Regions from separate parts of the Mus musculus genome. Here region 2 is linked to region 1. A link is a contact called in ENCODE Hi-C or POLR2A ChIA-PET data. All regions are on one chromosome and are shown on one strand. The core of a region is the stretch at or near the end of the contact, and the rest is flanking DNA. Distances in the headings are between cores, read along the strand shown. Region 1 holds the start of Ddah1 (dimethylarginine dimethylaminohydrolase 1). Region 2 overlaps Ddah1 (dimethylarginine dimethylaminohydrolase 1).

Region 1 (7,787 bases), core at 3,679-6,178:
GCTCTTATGTAGCAAATGTGCAGCTTGGTGTTCATGCAGGTCCCAAACAGTGGAATGGGGGCTATCCTAAAAACAGTTGCCTGTATATGAAATATGTACGTCTAACTGGGCTGCCTTGTCTGGCCTCAGGGGGCTCTCCTGAAGCATCTAGCCTGGAAGAGAGTTGATGTGCCAGCGTGGGGGTGTCTAGCCTCATGATGTGCCAGCGTGGGGGGTGTACCCAGGGGGGTTCCCTACCCACTCAGAGAAGAAGAGGAGGGGTCATGGGGGAAGGATTGTCAGAGGGGTGACTGGGAGGGGGCAATAAGTGAGATGTAAAGTGAATAAGTAAAAAAAAAAAATTAAATTAAAGAAATTTGGGTGAAAGTTAGCCAGAGGAATGTGGCCAGAAGACTGTGCATCCTTCCCTTTCAGGCCTGGCCCAACATACCTGTCACACATGTCACCCTATGTCCTTCCTCCTGAGGAAGGTGAGCACAGAGACCTGGGACGTGTGCTGACGTGATGGAACAATAAAATAAAAGACAGATCTTTGATGCTGTTTGGAGAAAGAGCTGCAGAGGAAGGAATGCCAGTGTTAGCCTGAGAGACCAAGAGGCACACTTCAGTCAGCTCGCCCTGCCACTCGGGGTGACTCGCTTGTCATTGTCACAGCCGCTAGAGCTACCTCAGTGGCACTGAGGCGATTTACCTACTACTGTTCCCTTGACCGTGTCTCTAGCACCTTGCCTGTTCATTCCTTAGAATTCTCCTTCCCTCTTTCAATAACTCACATCCTAAGAGATTATTCAAGGCCTAAGCCAAGTTCACCGGCCTTGGAGCAGCTTTCTTCCACTCCTGGCAGCCATAGTGATAGCTCTTCCCTTCGATGCCTACAGTGCTTTATCATAGATCCTTCTTGTGTGTTTATCATAGCTCGAGCTCTACATATCTTGGGTTGTTTTTTTTTCTGGTAAGATTTGAGCACTTCAAGGTCAAAGATCATCTTGTGCTATTTGCATTGCTCTGAAGTGTGTGGTGTGGTGCTGTGCCTCGAGAGTTTCTGATAAATATGCATGAGGAAAATGAACTTATAGATGTGTTAGCTTCAATAAGGTCCATTTCCCCAAGAACAACCTTTCACTGCTGAAGCATGACAGCATGCAAACTCGAATTCACTGGCTTTGGGTGGTTTTTTTACTGCTTTCAGCAGTAGACATTCTAATGTTTCTTGACAACTGCTTAGAGCAGACAGAAGGCACTCTTATCAAATTTCAGATGGCAGAGGCTAGAAGTAATAAATAATGTACGAGATGACAGAATCAAACTTAGACATGTTGGAATGAAGCAGATGACATTAAATAAGGATAAATGACAAAATTAGATTCGCGCAAAAAAAAAAAAAAGCAAGCTCTGCAATTCCAGTTTGGAAAAAAAACACAGACAACACCTATTTATGGGGAAGATTTACCAGCTCTGATCATACTCTAGGTTAATGCAAGCCGTGAGTGACACACAAGGCCCGGTCCAAAATTTGGTGGAGAGCATTGGGTGATAGAAAAATGCTGAGGCTCCAGAGAGGCACAGACATGAGTAGTGTCTAGGTGATGTTCCGTTGAAGGTAGACACAACCTTAGTGTTGAATAAAGTTCACAGAAGCAAAGAACCAAAGAGAAACAAAGCCTTCCATTTTAACCTGAGTTAGCTAGACACATGGGTGAGCTTTCACCTTTGGAACACTGCTAGGACTCTTCCGTCTAAAAACTATTGTGTGGTTTTTTACATATGGTTTTTTATATTAATCTGGTGCTAGTAGGCAGGCTCACCCCTGGAGTGTTCTGATTAAGGAGAAGAACCTAGATGGTCTTAGAGGGCTTGCTTCTAATGAAGCAAGTTGTCCTTCGTTGAAGCCCTTATTTTAGAATCTGGAAGATGCTATATCAACATAAACTCAAGTCATCTGTCTTAGTTAGGGTTTTACTGCTGTGAACAGACACTGTGACCAAGACAACTCTTATAGAGACAACATTTAATTGGGGATGGCTTACAGGTTCAGAGGTTCAATCCATTATCATCAAGGTGGGAACATGGCAGCATCCAGGCAGGCATGGTGCAGGAGGAGCTGAGAGTTCTAACTCTTCATCTGAAGGCTGCTAAGAGAAGACTGACTTCCAGGTAGCTAAAGCTCATGCCCACAGTGACACACTTCCTCCAACCAGGCCACACACCCAAATAGTACCAGTCCCTGGGCCAAGCTTATGCAAACTACCACACCATCCTTGGGCTAAGGGAGAGAAGGAATCCCCTATCCACTGTGGGCTCTTCTGGGACAACCCCTATAGGATGGCATAGATGAACTTGTTCCTGGAAATTCTAAAAGCTAGTATCAGAGCTCTTGTAAGATGGCTGGAGCATGGGCCTTGGCACCAGAGCACTGGGGAAATGAATGCATGATTGACAGAGCCTAGCACCTATCAGAGATGCACCTGTCATGGGGTGCACCTGTCATGGGATGTACCTGTCACCAGTGCACCTGTCACAGGTGCTAGTACTTGGACTGCAGGTGCAAGCCACCATACCTGGTTCAAAAATATTATTCAATGATCAAAATGATCTTTAAATTAGTCGTATGTTACAGAACACGAGGGAGAAGTACAGCCTGGATTTTGAAGATGGTCCCCTTGAGAAGAGCATATTCCCATCTGGATTAAACTGCCATCGTGTCCGTCAGTCAGGCGTAGGGACAATCATCTTTTGTCTGGGTGTCTTAGAAGGGATATGGCCAAGTTGGTTTTCATCAAAAGGAAGAACATGAGAATGTTAAAAGGACTGTGAAACCAAATCAGAAGCTGCTTCCTGCTAGATCAGGCTTCAAGAGTGCAGGGGTCAGGACAGACTGCAGAGATAACAGCACTGCCTTCAAATATGTGAATAGCGGCTTGTGAAAGAACGCTGCCCCTTTCATCAGGAGGCAGAACTGAGACCAAGGGGATTGAAGTTCAAACCGAAGAACTTCTTAAGCAGGATAGATCCTCAGACATGGAATATTTCTGGTCTTGTTAAACAGGGCTTAAAATATACAAGCAAAAGGTTGACGCGGATACTGGATGCCACAGCTGGGTTTCAAAACACTAGACAAAATAATCAAATGAGAGGGTTTCTAAGGTCACAGTCAAATCATATGTGTCTGTATAAATACATACGTATGCTTATAAATATATGTGGCTTACCCAAGACAAGAGCTTCTTATGTATCCTCTACTGAACTAGAACTCATTGTGTAGACCATGCTAGCCTCAAGCCTCCCTCTGCCTCAATCGGACTTGAGTTTTAGGTGCAAGCCACCACACCTCGTTCAATTATAATACTTGATTATGGAAATGACCTGTACGTTAGTAGTGTGCTGCACCCCGTGGGGGAGGAGACTATCGCCTTAGACTATTTCAGAATTTTGGAGGTGGTCTCCTTGAGAAGAGCACACCCCCTGGATTATTTAAACTTTGATATGTGAAAGAGGAAAAAGAACAGGCTTTGTATCACCATCAAAGAAAGGACGGATTCTTGAGCGGCAAAGAGGGAAGGTCGAGAAGTGACAGGAATTCCGAAAGGTGTGTTCCCACAGGAAGGGCGAGGCTGTAAGGAAGCTGGAATCTCCTTCCGAAGGTCAAGGAACTGAATTGTGACCGCGGGGGTGGGGGGTGGGGGGGGCAGAGTTCTATTGTGGGAACAAAATGCTAGCTCCTTGCTTCTAGCAGGCTCTGGAAATAAACACATTGGAATCACATTTTCTTCAGAACTGATTGCACTGAGAAAAGTATTCTAGGGTCAATCTTTGTTACCTGAGCTTTAGGGCAAAAGCTCTGGGCGTCCCCGGGGACTAAGCTCTAGCACCAGTCCTCAAAAGAAGCGTGTTGGTGAAGAGCAGATAAAGACTTCATCCACGTGGCTTCATTACGGGGTTCGGAGACTCCCAAGTCCATCTTTGGAGTCCTGATGAGAATGTTAGCGAGAGGAAGTGGGGGGTGGGGGGGCGAGGGTTTTGCCAATCCCACTGCCCTGGTGAGATACAGCTGGGTTCTTGCAGTCTTCGTTGTTTAAGGTAGTTGTGGGGACTGGATGAGGTGGTTGATCCTTCTCGGAATGGATGCTGTAAGCTCATCAGGGGTGAAATGTCGCCCAAGGTCTGTTGTGACCACAGGTTTATTAAAACAGTGACTTTGAAGTGTATCTTGGGAAGCCTGGAATAGGACATTGTTAAAGCCCACAGTACCATCCCTCACCCTATCTCTGTGCCTTCAGCCTCGAATGGGGATGAGATAGGGTAGGTATGTGTGCTGGTTTCTAGATAAACACTCCTTTATTGAATGACAAGCCTAGTGCAGTTAAAGAAAAACGGAGAAAACAAGAAGAGGCATTCTTCCCACTTTAAATTGCCTTGTGGGCTTGAAGTATCACTGTTCCTAGATACTTATTGTAACTGTGTGTCTGTCTTTTGGGTTACTTTCTCCTGGGTGGGAAGAAATGCATTCTTTATACTATACTGAGTTTCACGTGGGGCAGTTGGTCAATTTGGAGAAAGTCGAGGTAATTTGGGTGAAGACAGGCTGCCACGCTGAGAACCGAGGTTCCACGTGCTGGATAAAAAGAGAAGAAGAGAAAGGGAAAGTTTATCCATAAACAATCGCCCTTCACCTGGTCCCCTGACCGTGAAGTCTTCTCCAGCAGGTCCAGTTCAGCACTGCCTAATTTCCAGGTCCTCATGGGGACCATGTGAGGCGTGCACCTGCGGTGGGATACACACACCACGGAGGGAGTCATTGCTGATTAAGTCCCTGGCCTCCGCATCCCGATTGACCCAGGCCGGTCTGCGGCAGATGCGGAGAGCATAGGAATAGGCCCGCGGGCGCTGGGCCGGCGCCCGGAGCTCTGGGCATGCTCAGTGGCGCGGGCAGGGCTCCGGGCGCGAGCCGGGCTCCCGCAGCAGCACATTCATCGGCTGCCAAGAGGAGCCGCCGGGCGCTCGCAGGCTCGCAGGCTCGCAGGCTGGGCGCGCGCTGCTCTCGGGAGGACCGAGCCACCGACTCAAACCCAGCCACCGTCGCCTCCTCTCCGCGCGAACCATGGCCGGCCTCGGCCACCCCTCCGCCTTCGGCCGGGCCACCCACGCCGTGGTGCGGGCTCCGCCCGAGTCCCTGTGCCGCCACGCGCTGAGGCGCTCGCAGGGCGAGGAGGTGGATTTCGCTCGCGCCGAGCGCCAGCACGAGCTCTACGTGGGCGTGCTGGGCAGCAAGCTGGGGCTGCAGGTGGTGCAGCTGCCCGCCGACGAGAGCCTGCCCGACTGCGTGTTCGTGGAGGACGTGGCCGTCGTGTGCGAGGAGACGGCCCTCATCACCCGCCCCGGGGCGCCCAGCCGCAGGAAGGAGGTAACGGGCCAGCCCCCGGGCAGACGACGCGAGGGGCGCGGCCGAGGGGGGACGCTCGTGGAACTGACCCCGCGGGCTCAGTTCCCAACTTCCCACCGCCGGACTCCGGGCGGCGTGGCTGGGTGTGGGAAATCCGAGCCAGATAACTTCATTGTTCACACCTCCTCGCAGTCGGGGAGCCTTTGAGTCGATCTCAGTTGGAGTGTAGTGACGAGGACTTGGGCAGGTGGCTGGGCTGGAGACCCAGAGCGCCAGAGGTTCTATCTTGCAAATTACACAGCGCTGAGGACAATGCTACTCTTGTTTCCTTGCCAGTGAGGACAGAGAAGGGTCCTCCCGGAGGGCAGGTGGAGGCTTGGGGGGGGGGGGTCCCCAAGTCCTGCAGGGATTCCTTTGGGGGAGCTCCTGGCAGGGCGGACCAGGTGACACCAGGCAGAGACTATGCCCAGAGACCCAAGGAATTCAAGTTACTTTTCAGTGGTGGCGAGTGAGTCTTGAAGAACTGGCAAGCGAATGTGTTCAGCGTTTTGTTAGTGAGCTGTGTTTAAATGTGTTTGTGAATGGGCCGGGTTTGAAAAGCTGTGCTTGCTGCGGGGTGCTCCGTTTCATTAGCAATGGGAGGTTTTTTGGTTTTTGTTTTTGTTTTTTTAATAAGTTCTGTCATTTTAATCTCTCTCTCCCCTCTCTCTCTGCAATTAAGACTGCTTTTTGTTTTCTTCAAGGGGCCAACACATTATCGTATCTTGTAGAAATGGCTGTAACTGCTTTAAAAATAATGTAGGTTAGTGGGAGAGAGGCACAGACACACGAGTTTAGATTTTAAAATGCCATCTGGCCTGGGATTTTTCTGACTGCCAGAGAAGAGCCCAGCCTTAAGATTCTCCCACACTCTTGGCATCCAGCAGTGTGACACGATGCAGGTGGTTTTTTTCCTATCTGAGGGGTTTTCTTCCTTGTTTTTGTTTGTTTTGTTTGTTTTTTTTCACTTTTCTGTCGCATTGCAAGTAGTTCTTTGGGCTTATGATTTAAATATGCCTATTCCACCCTTGATCTGCTTGCCTGGTGAAATCCTAGAGATTGAGTATAATCAAAGTCTACCTATTTGCCATTTAGGTAGCTCTTCTCTCTACACTTCAAAAGTAGCAGGTATCATTCTCTTAGCCTGTCCACTTTCCCTTTCCAATTTGACCTATACAAATGGCTTCCACTCTATTTTAACCTAATATGAATGTAGCAATGGTGGATAGGTTGGGATGCTAAATAGATAAAATAGACGTCAAAACTCTCAAAATGGTACTCGTCTAACAAGACTTCCTTTCTTCTCTTGACCCTAATCGCCCTTATTTAGTCCATCTTACTTCAGGAAGGTTCATCTCTATGGAACACAAATAACATATTATTTGTGCAATTAACTTTCCAAGTTCGGATTTTCCAATATAAGAGCTAGCAGTGATCTTTCTCCTGGTGATATTTTGATATTTTAAATGTCAGAATTTGACTCCACTCTGTAGTCAGCTCAGTGGACCCGTACTTGCCAAAGGTCACGCAGAACTCTTGTTGTGTTTTCCTTCTCTGTGTAGGGCATTGAACTCAGGACCTTGCCAACAGTAGGTAAGCATTCTACCTCTGAGCTGTAGCTTCTGTTTCCCAGGGGGAGGGAAGGCAAGCCACCTCCATGCTTTGGGCTACATCTTGATCTGCTCAGTGGCACTGTCATGATCTCTCTATAAAGCACTTTTACTCCTGCACATATGGGTCTGTGTTGATAGGGTAAGGTAAGGCACCTCCTAGCTGGAGAGGAGATGACAGTCATGGTTGGGTAGGGTGCTCCTGGCAAACAGGGGTATGCAGGGTGATGCTCGCTAATATCTCTCACAGCGCGGTGTGCCACCTTCACAGGAATTGATGCCTGATGAATGGATAAATGGATACATGGATGTTTGAGATGAACGAAAAGTATTGAACTTCAAGTGTTGATACTTAATGAATCAAGTGTTGATGCTTACTGAATTGAATCAAGTGTTGATAATGAATGAAATACTGAACAGACAAGCTGATAGTAATCTCAGTTATTGATGCTCATTGGGTGGATGAATGGATAGATGGATGAAGAACTTATGAGCTTCAGTATAGATGCTTATTGAACAAATGAGTGAATCCATCAGTAAGTCAACAAAATGGTAAACAGACAAGCAAGTGGTAACTCCAGGGTCCTTTTTGGATCTAGATGCAGTGGTTGGTGTGTGTGTGTGTGTGTGTGTGTGTGTGTGTGTGTGTGTGTGTGTGGTGTGTGAAAACCTACAGCAGTTGTTTTAAAAATCCCATCATTGGTATTCCTGTCCCTGGCCGCTTTATTCTCTCTTACATTTCCACACCAAGGCCAAGG
Region 2 (7,787 bases), core at 2,487-4,986, 58 kb after region 1:
GAGGAACAGTGTTCATTAACTGCACTTAGAAGTGTTAGCGTTTTTAGCCCAGTGTGCTTCGTTGTGTAGATAAAGTTTAAATACCCCCAGAGTCTACCTATTTCATCTTTGAAAATCACATCACGGATGTGGGTGTAAATCAAGTCTCTGGTTACATTTTTATGTTGTGCATTTATGCGTGATCATCATGCAGAAAGGATATAAGGCAGCTTAGAAGGATATGTAAGGGTCAATCAATCAAAAAGATGGACAAAGAGATAAAATAATAATTATCATCAGATAGAGCCAGGAACACGGCTAATGGCATGCAGATCCTAAACACTATTGTCGAAGCATCACAGATTCTACTCAGCCTTTCCAGTGGTATAAAGAACTGGTCTTGGTGGGCCTGTGCAGACCCAAATATAAAAGCAGATCAGTTACTACTGGGGTAAGCAGAGAGCTGGGGATTGCAAATTTCTTGAGGAAGGAGCTAAATATTTTCAAAGCCTTAACTTCTCATAATGCAGTCCTTGAACTATCTGTCACTGTGTAGATCAAAATAAACTAGAGGAGCAGCTGGGAGCCTGTAAGTATGATGTTAAATATGAGCCAGTGACGGGGGCTTAGAACTGGCCTCAAAGCTGAAGGATAAACTGACAGGACAGAGTGCTCCTTCCTGGCCCAAAGCTATCAGAAGCTAAAAGCTAAGCACGGGGTGGGGTGATAAATTCCTGGTTTAGTTATCTCTCTTATCTGGCATACCTGTTGTGAGTTTTTGAGCCCCACAGAACATCCTTAATTGACAGCAAAGTAAACGCACGCTGACACAATGAGGTTATCTCTTCCCGAGTCGGCTCTAGGAAGGGGAGTATAGTGTTAGCGCCTAAGGCTCTTGCTTCTGGAGTCAAATGCAGTGGGGTGTTTTGTTTTATTTTGTTTTGTTTTATCATCTTATTTGTTTACATTTCAAATAATATCCCCTTCCCATTTACCCCCCATCCCATCTTCTCTCTCCCCCTCCCCTTTGCTTCTATGAGGGTGCTCCCCCACCCACTCACCCACTCCCACCTCACCCCTCTAGCATCCCCCTACGCCGGAGCATCAAGCCTCCCTCCCCTTCCACTGATGTCAGACAAGGCCGTCCTCTGCTACCTATGTATCTGAAGTCCTGGCTCCCTCCGTGGATATTCTTTGGTTGGTGATATTGTGTTTGATGCAGAGTCTCACATAATCAGGCTGGCCTCAAACCTGCTATGTAGCTGAAAGTGTCCTTGATCTTCTGATTCTCTTACTTCTACCTCCAGAGTGCTGGGACTTCAGATATATACACCATATCCATTTTACATGGTACTAGGGCTTGAACCCTGGGCTTCGTTCATGCTAGGTGAGCCTTCCACCTATATCCCCAGCCCAGTTTTCATGCCTGTCTCAGTAAAAGCCTCACCGGACAGACTTGAAGTCCGTTGTCCTGCTTTGGTACCCACCATGTTCTTCCCAGTACAAACCCACGTCCCTGCCCCCCACATCCTCTATGTCTTTCCTCTGGTCTCTGTTTGCTGTGGTTCTTTCTCTGGGAAGGTGTTTTATAGGGGGTCCCTAACCTTAGGCCATCTCATCAAGGGTCAGGTATTGTTCCAACCCTCCAGGAACATTACTGAGGAGAAGAGAGATCTCCACACGAAGTTGTGTGGCTTCTCTTCCTGCAGACCCACGAGGACAGCGTATGCTGGTGTAAGCAGCAGCACCTAGTATGTTTTCACGCTTGGAGTGACTCTCTGAATTCAAGGTTACTGCTTGTGAGCCCTCTGAATTCAGGTGCACATTTTGTAATTTAGGGAAGAGTAGACTACGTTTTCCCAGCAGTCTTCTTGGATTGTTTTATTTTATTTTATTTTATTTTATTTTATTTTATTTTATTTTATTTTATTTTATTTTATTTTGATAAACAGTTCTAGTAAACCTAAGGCTTTATTGTGAAGTGGCTGAGATACAGCAATATAAGGCCCAAGTTTTTTCAGTGTCCAGGATTGGGGGAAATCCTTTGACTCCATTCCAGCACATACACAAAGATGAAGGGAGGCCACCATGTCCAACTGTTCCATTTAACAGATTGACACAGTGACAGTCTCAGTGGAATTGACCTCGGCGACTCAGCCGCCAGAGTTAGGCCAAGGTGACCTAACTCTGAATGGTATGCCCAGGTACTAAAACAGCATAATTTCATCTATGAAACTAACAAATAGAACAACTTTGGTTTTAGAATTATTTATTTTATTGAGACTGAGTCCATGCCCTAGAACTATGTAGATCAGTTTGGCTTTGAACTCACAGAAACTCACCTGTCTCTACTTCCACAGTAGGGCTGAATTAAAAGCATGCGACACCACACCCAGCAGTGATTTAGGATATTTTAAATGAAGACCCCTCCTCCTTGTCAACTTGTAAGTTTGTCTTCTGGGTCCATTTCTAGTTAGAAGTTCTATATTCGTAGTGAATACTGTAATCTGCACTTCAAAACTGCCTTAGCTACAAAGCACTGATGCTTCCCCTAAACCAGAAAAGTAAGTAAAAAGAGGACAGAAGCTGGACATCTCTGCCTTTGCTCTGTATCTCTTTCTTTAACTCATCAGCAGTATTAACAGTGTCCTGTTCCAGTCCCCTAAATGTCACCTGAAGTTCTCCAGTTACTGTCCTAAACCTGCAGTCACCTTGGATTCTAGGAACGGCGGGTCAGACCTTTCTGACAAGGAACCAACCCTACCTGCCTGACCTCTGCAAGCCTCAGGTAGCAGACGGACCACTCCTCAAAGTGAGGGTAATTGTCATAGTGGTAAGGCTACATCCTGGAGCAGGGCCACTCCCTGAAGAACCAGGATAGGAAGACTGTCTGGTTATGCACAGTTCTTGCCCCTGCCCCAGTTCTAAATGTATTCCAGCCCAAATCCCATAGCAGTTCCTTGAAGATGCACTTGAGTCACTAAGCCCCACTATGCACTTCCTGGCCCCAGTGTGCCATACTGTGTGCCATATCATCATGTGCCATACTGTGTGCCATATCATGTACCATATCATTGTGTGCCATATCATGTGCCATAGTATGTGCCATATCGTCTGCCATATCATGTGCCATAGTGTGGGGGTCATACTGTGTGCCATATCATCATATGCCAAACTGTGTGCAATATCGTCTGCCATATCATGTGCCATAGCGTGTGGCATATTGTCCCATCTCCTTTCCCTATTTTTTGCCATTACTCATCTCTTTACTTGACCAGTCCGGTCTCTGAGACTCCCTAAGCCAAGACTTTGCCCTGAGGCTCCAGTGGCAGTCCTGGATACTCTCCATACTGATAGTTTCCATCCTCATGTTTACATCAAGACACTGCCTAGAGGGAACTTCAGATTCCATAGAAGAAGGGTGCGGTCCCTCGGGTCTGCCCCCACTCCACTTGTTGATCACTTCTTACATGGTTTCCGTGACCACCTACTTGGCATTTGATAATTTGTTAGACTAAATCACAGGATTTATGCTTAAACTTATCAATTCATGAGCAAGGATAGAACATAGGAATAGCTAGGGGAAAACTGACGTGTAGAACAGTATATGAGTGAGCCAGAAGTCCATGTTTTTCCTGACACACTGTCCTCCCAGTACCTCCGTCTGTTCACTAACCCTGAAACTCACCAAATCTTATCACTGAATGTTTGTTACAGAACACAATCTCTAGCTACCACCACCCTTTTCCTGGAGATCACTGGGTGAGTCTCCACATTCCAAGCCTACAATCCTCTGGTCTTCTGACCAACTGCATTTGGAAGCTGTCTAGCCCCACCCCCTCCATTCTGCCTGTTATAAATTCAAGTGCTATGGAAGGAGGCTTGTTATGAATAACAACAGACATACTTATCACTCAGGAAATCCCAGGGTCCTTAGGAGCTCTGTGCCAGCAACTGGAGGCAAAGGCCAATTTAAAAAAAATGCATATTGTAACAAGACTACTGGACTTTGTGCTCCCTGTAGCAGAAAATAACACATCTCTTGAATCCAAAAGCGGCTCAGGATCGATTAGAAGCAAGTTGAGAAGCAGTAGAGCCAGGATATGTCAAATCTTCTACTCTTTTATGTCTTCCTTTCCTCTCCCTCCAAAAACAAAAACAAAACAAAAAACCCCGAGTACACATAATAACGGGAGGCAGGGGCCCCATCTCTCTGGTCCTTTGTGCAGAGAAATGTTCAACCTCGTGGGTCAGCCACACTCATGCTGGATGGCTTGGCAGGCAGCTTCCCTTCACAAATAGGAGACAGACTCTGTTGTTGTCCCTGCTCATCAGAGCATCCTCTGCCTGACTGTTCCCAGAGCCCTGTGTGGGAAGCCTTGTGGCAGCTCAACAGAGGAAGGCGTCACTGGGCCGTTAAGTTAGCTTGCTGTGCTTGAAGATGAGGCTGTGCTAGGGAAGTAGACCTTGGCGTTTCTCCATCTTGGGACAGTTGTGGGCATGAGGTAAGAATATGTCAGGAGGACATGGTCTTTTCTTTCTGTAGAATTCATAGAAAATCAACTTGAGTTTCTTCTTCTATAAGTAATAAAGATGTTCATAAGAGATCTTCTGGGGGGAAACCTAGTTCAATTCCCAGCATCCACATGGTACTTCGAAGCTGTCTATAACTCCAGTTCTAGGGTATCCAATACCCTCACACAGACATATGTGCAGGCAAAACACTAATGCATATGAAATAAAAATAAATCAGATCATTTTTTAAAAAAAGAGGTCTTCTAGAGGTGTCAAGTTTGACTACACGTTCTTTTCACTGTTGCTGAATTATATGCCATCATTGTAAGGCAGTTTGGGATATTTTACTAATTGCCATCCCAGTGCCTGAAATTCCCTCCCACTTCCATTCCTGTTGTGGGAGCGTGGCTGATTCCTTCAGAGTATGAGCTCAGGGAATTCATCTGAGTGGGGTTGTGTCACACACTCAGCCTTGCCTCAACTATTCACTTCACACAAGCATACATCTTCTCTTTGGTACACACAGGGACAAACCTGCACACACTAAACAGTAAGGAAGCCAATGAGATGGAGCCATTGGTCTGAGCACTGAGCCACAGTCTCAGTAAAGGTGGTTCCAAGAAGAGGATTTCATGCAGCGTCCAACACAGAGCCCCACACAGCACCAGCCATCAGCCCACATCTGTCTACTGAGTGAGTGTGTAAGCCAGCAGATGAAGGCAATGCACATTTGATGTTCTGAAGTTTTGTGTGGATTGTCTGAGACTCCTAGTTAAAGACGCAATAGTAAGTAATGAACATCTGATGAACATTGGCTGGGCAGGAATCATGCTCTGTCACTGAGCTACATCCCCAGCCTCCGAGCACCTTACATACAATGTGTTTACCATCTCAGTTTTTAATGTGAATCCTACATTGAAGAAACTGAGGCTTTGAGTATAAGTAGGTTGCATGGTCGGCTAGGCAATCAGAGTATAGGATTTGAACCAAGTCATTCAATTCCAAAACACACAAACCCAACCATTTGGCTGCATAGCATCCAGGGAGTTGTATCCCTTTCATGATGTCTGGGCCAGTGAGACTCTGTATTAGGTCCAGACACTCTACATTAAAAGTCACAGATAGCATCATAGAGACAACAAAGGTGACACCTTGCTTTCTCGTATCTCAGAGAGCAGCAGCTTATCTTAGAAAGGTCATTGTGGTGGGATGTTTCCAAGTACTTCAAGAGGAGACATCTGTGGCTTCTTCCGATGAAGTTCTTCTGTAAAATGTAACCTTATCTTTATCCCGGGTCCCAGTAATGCCAGATAGCAGATCTAGGCTGTGGCTGAGGCTCCTCTAGGGAAGAGGAAACAGGTAACTGTCACCCCGACTTCCAGGTCACTTCTCAGGAGAAGCAGTGGACATAGCTAAAATCAGGTTTTAAAAAAAATCTTATTACACTTCATGTATTTATTTTGTGACTGTGTTCCATGGGACTTATGGAGGTCAAAGGTCAGCTTTCAGAAGTTGATTTTCTCTTTCCATCACGGGAATCCCCAGGACTCGGGTGAATGGTGAACAACTTTGACAGCAAGCCCCCTTTCCCCACTGAGCCATCTTGCTAACTCAAAAAAATAATTTTAAAAATACATTTTGTCCAGATATGTATATTATTTCTGTATCCTCACAGTTTATGACATTTACTCTCTCTGTAATTTGATGTAAATAACATGTATATTACTCTACTTACTTTGTATTTCAAAGGTTGATGATCAAGGCACAGCTTACTGGTGTTTTAACAACTCTGGGACCAGGCTGGGAGTACGGCTCGGGGTAGAGTACTATCTAACACAGGCAGGGTGCTGGGTTTGATCCTGGCATTACAAGAAGAAAAAGGAAAACTGTGGGCTCAGCTGTTGTCCTGGGCCCCCTCCCTGCTTGGCTGGCCTGACCTCAGAGTGGCTGTATCAGATAAGAGGTGATACCCCACACTCTAACCACATAGGTTTTCTAGGAAAAATTATTTAAAGAAGAGGCTAGCGAGCTTCCAACTTGTTGGTAATATTTTAAAATATGTTTCGCATCAGGACACTCCCCGCAAAGCAAGCCGTTAAAGAACGTGGTTATCGGCCAGGGCTGTGGCTCAGTACCTGCTTTGACTGACCCTTTATTCTCTTCAGATATGATTCTGGTTTTCTTCACAGGAACAATGGGATGCTTTCCCCCAAGACATTCTAGGTTTGGTTTTGCTTCAAGCAGAACCCCAGTTATGGTGTGAGTCTGTGTCTCAGCTGCTTTGCTCTGTGCGGTGGGTCTGAGTCCTGCCCACAAAGGCTCTCTGGCAGCCTTTCTGTTTCAGGAGCTTAAATAGATAGTGCAGAGGAGAGGGAAGAAGAGAGCAGCGGCTCGTACATTGCACTTCTGGCTCTCTTAATCTTAATATAATGGTTAAATTTGTTCACCAATCGCCTTGCTATTATAGGTGCATCCCCAACCCCCAAGAGTCCAGACATAGAAGGCACAAGGTTACAAATGTCTCCTTAATTAGCTTCTCACATCTTCTGTTAAGAGTGGACAGCCATATCGGAATGTAACATTTTAGCTAACATTTACACAAATGCCTCATTTACTGACCCACCCCTTGTTCTGACAGACGTAATTGCAAGACTATTTATTTGGTTTTTTGTTTGTTTGATTGTTTTTTGGAGGGTTTTTTTTTTTTTGGGTGGGAGAGAACATGCTGGCTCTCGTTGTTGTAACGAGAAAGAATATTCACTTGAATTATGAGAAATTACATAATGTTGTCTCAGAGGTTGTCAGGGAGGCAGCATGACAGTGTATATACACTGTTTAGACTTGAGCAATTCACATCTGTGCATGAAAGATTAACAGCCAAAGGAATTTCCCTTTTGCTGTAAACAATTATAAAACCAAGCCAAATATATGCAATGACAGTTTTCAGACAGTGTATACCAGGAAACAGGGCTGGGGCCCGTGAGAAAAGGAAAACTGAAGCAACTGTGAGGTGGCAGCTTCCTGGCCTCTGCAGGGAGAGGTTGGAGCAGAGAGCAAGACCTTCCCAGGGCAGAGACATAGAGAATGCTGACAGTCAGAGAAGAGGCAAAGATGACACGGTGTTTCCTGGGTTGGTGACTAAGAGTGCTGACATGTGACTGAGCTGGAAAGTCGAGCAGCAGTTGAAGGGATGGAGGCATGCAGCAGAGAACATGTCAAATTCAGGGGCAGCAAATGGGTGGGCAAACTGAGATAGTCAAGAGTATTGTCATGGTCACAAATGGGTGTGTGCT

Evidence for each region. A loop is a pair of places that touch in the nucleus more often than their neighbours do. ChIA-PET counts read pairs that join two places held with the same protein, here RNA polymerase II (POLR2A).
Region 2: a map of heart shows a loop between it and region 1 (1.9-fold over the local background). The contact joins the enhancer-like site here to the promoter of Ddah1 in region 1. A Hi-C loop is called at or near these places in 1 of 37 maps with a recorded cell type or tissue (heart). POLR2A ChIA-PET finds 5 or more read pairs at or near these places in 2 of 5 experiments (Patski and embryonic stem cell).

The regions. Positions count from the first base shown.
Region 1 is chr3:145,753,764-145,761,550 of GRCm38, forward strand. Ddah1 (dimethylarginine dimethylaminohydrolase 1) reads left to right here and starts at 4,929. Exons shown (of 6, transcript NM_026993.3): 1 at 4,929-5,401. The coding sequence starts at 5,099.
Region 2 is chr3:145,813,180-145,820,966 of GRCm38, forward strand. All of the region lies in intron 1 of Ddah1 (dimethylarginine dimethylaminohydrolase 1), which reads left to right. Among named protein-coding and RNA genes, the nearest start is that of Ddah1, 58 kb to the left of the region's middle. Within about 2 kb of position 3,737, at least 1 of the 3 ENCODE cell types and tissues checked has a DNase peak (open chromatin) inside an H3K27ac peak, as active enhancers do; it is heart, where a contact is called at or near this core.